2 separate regions of the Homo sapiens genome follow, and region 2 is linked to region 1. A link is a loop called in an ENCODE intact Hi-C map of the cell type or tissue named here. Cell type or tissue: GM12878. All regions are shown on one strand. Links, peaks and the distances in the headings refer to the core of each region. The heading gives the core; the rest is flanking DNA.

Region 1 (2,820 bases), core at 180-2,679:
GCCACCGTGCCCGGCCCATAGCAGATCTTTAAACATTTTGAACAGATAACCATCAGCTGCAAAACCTCTTATGACTTTAGAAAAAAATCCAGAGTCTTTATTATGGGCTACAAGGCTCTAAATGATATAGCTGTAGCCTTCCTTTCTGACCTCCTCTTTACCATGTTTCCTCTCCCTAGTTCCACGTGATATTTCCTAGGGCCTTTTCACTGGCCATTTCTCCTGCTGGATTCCTGCTTCCCCACTAGTGGCTCACTCCCTCACCTCATCATGGCTCTGCCCAAATCTCACTTCCTCAGAGAGACCCTTCTTGGCCACCCTCGCTAAAGCAGTCATCACCTCTCAACCCCTATCACTCCAGCCAAGCTTCATTTTCTCATGGCAGTACTTACCATTACTGTCACAAAATATTAGTTTGTTTATTGCCTGTCTCTTCCTCCTACATGTGAACTCTCATAAGGAATGAGGACAGGGGCTTTTTCTGTCTTGTTCATAATGCATTCATCTTCCTTGGCATGATGTAGGTGCTTAGTAAATATTTATTAAACAAATGCATAAATTATTGAGAGTATGAATTAAAAAACTGAATTAGGTTTGATCTCCAAACCTAATTCTGTGTAGTGTAGCCACTTCACAGGTGACCATTTGGGATTCGGGAGGGAAAGAGATTTGTGAAAGTAACATAGCCAGTGAAGGAAACAAGCCAAAGTAGAAGACATTCCTGTTATTCTCAGCTGCTTACAATTTCCCCTGTTACTCACTGTCCTCTTTCTTTTGTGTCTTCCTCTAGGAGGCTGGTTGTCTTATTTAATATATGTAAAAATGTAAATTGATGCTTTGTTTTTCTTCCCAGACTTTAACTCAGCCTGAGCACTCATCTTACTCCATACACATGGCTTCTATTGATTTATGTGTTAGAAAAATCCAAATCCATTTTGAAAAGGGAGACATTTTCCAATATTGAGATTATTTACCATATATACAATATCCCATATACAATATTGATATACAATATTGAGATATTTCGAGAGAATGTGATGTAAGCCCAGATGATATTAACAATACAAGGAATATTTACAAGGACTCGTATTGTAAATATATATTTACAATTACACAATATACATACAATTATACAATATGAATATAAAGAGAGATTTGTACAGTTGTAGTATTATTGGAATAAGTACCTTTTCTAAGTAACTACTTCAAGAGGGCAAACACCTTTATCGATATATTAATTCTTATATATTAGCTAAAACTCAATGTCCCCACTACTTTATCTTCTCCATCAATACTGTAACTTCCTATAGACAGATAAAGCCTTTTCATGTCTTTAGATTCCTCAAAAAGTAGCCAATATATATTATGAATTTTTTTGCAGTTTTATTAAAAGCTTATTCTAAACCATATGGCAGTATTGCAAAAGAAAAAAGAAACTAATGTAAAGCGGTGATCACTGTGAAAACCCAGTTCCTAGACTCAAGTACATTTTTTGTTTGAAATTTGAAATGACTTATTTTTAACAATAGGTGGCGCTTCACAGGTTTTTTTGTGTGTGAGGTTAAATGCACTGGCTATATGAAATATATCTGTGCTATCAATTTTTTAAGTTAATACAAGAACACTGATTCATATAATACATTGGTAAGTAATGGAAACTATTGCTATTAAACTTACCGTATTTATGGAGCATCAAAACTAACATTCTAAGAGATTATAAAAAAGGCAGCAGTAAATATACCTTTTGAAAATATGTAGGATTCTGTTTTTTTACTTTTCTATTTATTTTCAACTTTTATAAATGTTATTCAATCACTTTTTAAAATATGCATTTGCTTTTTTTACTCAATGATCACAAAGAGTTTACAAATTTTATAGAAGGGATTTTTACTATTTATAATGATCTCTATCTTAACTAGAAGTACAATATTAATGATTGAAAATTCCAGATAAATGATAAGGTGAGCAGGGCTCAGCAGGTGTGTAATCTCAAATTATTAGCAGATAGCTGGTCCAAAATCCCCCTCATGCACACATACAGCAATACTATTATTAAAATCAGAGTTCTCAGGCTCAGAAAAACAAAAGTAAAATAGAATTGCCTCAAAACAGTTATAAGGCAAATAAAATCATTATTTGGGGTGAAGAACCTAGAAAAAGGGGGCCTTAAACATTTCCTCATCATACAATGTGATTGAGGCAATGATAACTAATAATTTGTACAGAACTTTAAAGCTTATAAAGTCCTTGCATATATAATGAGTCATTCAGTAGCACTAGGATTTGGGAAGAGCAAGTATTTTTATTAACTTCAGGTTATTGATGAGAAAGCAGGTTCAGAGAAATTAAGTGAAGGTTACCTAGCTAGAAAGTGGCAAAGTTGGGACTTCATATCATCTGATCCTATATCTGGTACTCTTTTCATAATACCATGCTATTTTCCTAGTTATAATACTGGACATAGGGGCATTATGATTAAATATGACACATAAGCTAAAGTTATAGACCATGATATACAAGGATAATATCGTCAGAACTCAGGTCTTCAATACATGTATCCTATCAATTATTATAGACCACTTGAAATGTTTATATAAATGGAGTTATTAGAAATGTGACAAGAAAATTACAAATCAAGGGAAACTCTAAGTATAAACTTTTTTAAATTTTTTATTTTTTTGAGGCAGAGTCTCGCTCTGCGCCCAGGCTGGAGTGCAGTGGGGCGATCTCGGCTCACCGCAAGCTCCGGCTCCTGGGTTCACGCCATTCTCCTGCCTCAGCCTCCCGAGTAGCTGGGACTACAAGCGCCCGCCACCACGC
Region 2 (2,820 bases), core at 203-2,702, 270 kb after region 1:
TAGGTCATATAGCTGACTTAGACCCTTTAGGTAATTCACTCCAGATTTTTTCCTCATTCATTCCAAATGAACACACACTACTGCACGATTTTTACATCAGGTACTCAGATCACAACAATGAGAATACAGCAAAGGGATTCTAAATAAAATAATATAAAATTCATCAAAATATGCTTCCCTCCAAAACATTGTGATTTTTGAACTAGATGTGATAAAATGGAAACAGAATCTTGAAAGTGCACATGTAATTAAGGTCAAAACAACAACGTTAGTAAAGTCAGATCCCTGATCAAAATTCCAGAGAGTGGGATGTTTGAAAGTTCACCAAACTAATGTGCCTGATTTGACCCTCATGATTTTTCACCTAAGAGGTTAGGGATGCTGGCAGCAGAGTTGCAAATAAGCTTGGAGCTTTAGGAAAAATAAAATTTCAGAGGGGGAAGGATGAGGAGGGGAAGAGAGAGAGGGAGGGAGAAGAGGCACCAACATGAACTGATGTAAAGTGAAGAATATCCTGGGGAAATAAAAGGAAGACCTCTATTGAAAAGAAGAGCCAAGAACATTAGAGTAACTAAGAATGAACCAATAAATGTGGGATGCTCCTGAGATGCTGGGGGCATATGATCGAAAGGCAGTTGTGATAGAAGCTGAGCAAGTGACGGCAAGGCCAAGGCAGAGGACCCAACAGTTCCAGGGAGTGGATTGAGAACTCAATCTGCAGCAGTAAGTGAACATAGAAGAAACCAGTGAAGATAGATGCCCCCAAGGGTCAGGGTTAGGAGAGTTGCTTGTGATAAGAAATGATATTAACCCAGAGAGGGCTTGGAGGAGGCTGATGCTCAACCCTCAAAAAGCCAAGTAACAGGACATTATATCCTTCTAACTCCACTCATCATTTCAGGATACAGTTTTTATCTTAAAAGTCCTTTTTTATTGTAGTAAAAATAGTGGTCCACTTGGAAAAACTATGCATTCAGCTCCCAGTAGATGCTCTGGGTATGATGAATGGCCAGAAGGAAGAAAGGGGAAAGGTCAGGGGCATGGTCTTTGGGAGAGAAAACCACCCCCTTTTGTCATCAGATAGCTACTGGAACTTTGCAGGGGAAGGATTATCTGGGATGTAAGTCAGAGGTTGTGTATCAGAGATGGAAACCTCCAGGTCCAGAGTTCAGAGGACAGAATTGTGGGAAGATAACAGGGTGTGTACATGACATTTGGAGAGGATAGGCATGAAAGAACCTGATAGAGATAATCCACAGTGGAAGGGCTGCAGTACCTCCAGAGCAAGTGTGGACTATAAACAGAAAACAGGAAGAGGAGCCTGGGGAAAACAGAATCCAGAAAGCACACTGGAGAAAAGAAAACTCAATATAAAACTTAATGCCTGGAAGAGAACTAAAGACTCATCAGAAACTTCTTGAAAGGACACCTCAGGAAGATGCCAGCTGAGGTGGTGGCTGAGGAGGCATCCAGTTGCTCTGCCACTCTTTTGACCTGAAGTGAAATAGAAGGTCTGGGGTTATGCAGGTAAAGATCGCTTACACATCCTGGAATCTCAGAGTATCAGCCTAGACCTGGGGAAAGAGGGAGGTGAGACTAGGTCAGAATTCTAAGAAGTGAAGCCTCTTTGGGATACAAAATAAAAGTAGTACAAGGGAGCCCCTTGTGGAACTTTTTAAATACCCAAGACTGTTGACAAGTTGGGACAATTCTGTGACAGATCTCATAAGATAGAAAGTTTATGTTTACATTTAGCAAACTTGATGTGTTGGACTGTGGCTGGGGTGAAGGAGGGGATGACACTGGGAAGACCAGGAAGAGATGAAAGGCCATAACTCAAAAGGTATAAGTTCAGGAAGAGGAATTTTCCCCTTACTGGTCGTGAAAGGATCATGTAAATGACCCCAGGCTTAGTGAAGTGGGAGCACCATAAGATAAGTCTCTTCTGTGGTGTTCTGGTCTTGACAACAAAAGTATTTTAAATAAATTGGTTAAAGAGCATAAGAAATTGTGTAAGCATTAAGGAAAAAGTATAACTAGCTTCTATTTAGCTTCATATAAGGATATAACATAAAATATTTTCCAAAAACTAGTACAAAATACATTGAAGTACTATTTGAATATCATTGGTGTTTTCCAGTGGAAAAAGAAATTTATATTGAAAATGCCAACTTTACAAAATAAAGAAGTGTTTAGAACTGTTCATCACTACAGGTAGGCATGCTCTATCAGATAGTATACCTTGAGCAAGAAGACTTTATGGTGATTTGAATCAACAAAACACCATATCTTGTTCAAAAAAGGTGCTCAATATGTGTTTGAGTGGATAAAATGAGTATATGTTGAGTAAAGAAATTAAAGAATAAATTAAAGACATAGTTGTATATTCCACTTGGGAAGTCTTTCTCCAGGGATGGGTTAGCTGCCCTTCCAGGGGCTCCCATTCTACCATGGGTATCTCCTATCCTATCCTGTCCTGTCCTGTCCTACTTTATGCTATGTTCTCTAATAAACTATAAGCTACTTGAGGTTAGGAACTAGTTCTTATTCTTCATGATAACTGTAGCCCTGACCATAGTGCTCTGCACATGGTAGATATTCAAGAAATAGTTGTATAAATGAATGGCATTTAAGCTTAAGCCAAATGCTAAATTAGCATCATACCTGGGAAATTAAGAGGGGTTAATTTTTTAGGGGTTAATACTTGAATGTTTTTTAGAAAGTCCATTAAGGAGCTATGATAAGAGAGAAGCAGAGGAACAATTCGGACAGTGTTATTATTTTAATTTGACCATATATTTGGAATGGAAAATGGATTGT

Evidence for each region. Hi-C counts contacts between places; a loop is a spot of excess contacts. Peaks named below come from ENCODE experiments on the same cell type or tissue, not always from the same donor. Only the 100,000 strongest peaks of a DNase experiment are listed, where the experiment ranks them.
Region 2: it touches region 1 in a loop (6-fold over the local background); 81 of 110 quality-filtered maps call a loop at or near these places.

What each region holds. Positions count from the first base shown.
Region 1 is chr4:123,389,509-123,392,328 of GRCh38, forward strand. No RefSeq gene overlaps it. Among named protein-coding and RNA genes, the nearest start is that of SPRY1, 5.9 kb to the right of the region's middle. In GM12878, for the core only: a CTCF peak has its summit at 1,537 (motif pointing right); no DNase peak of the experiment used is centred there.
Region 2 is chr4:123,658,313-123,661,132 of GRCh38, forward strand. All of the region lies in intron 2 of LINC01091 (long intergenic non-protein coding RNA 1091), which reads left to right. Among named protein-coding and RNA genes, the nearest start is that of LINC01091, 9.7 kb to the left of the region's middle. In GM12878, for the core only: a CTCF peak has its summit at 1,658; no DNase peak of the experiment used is centred there.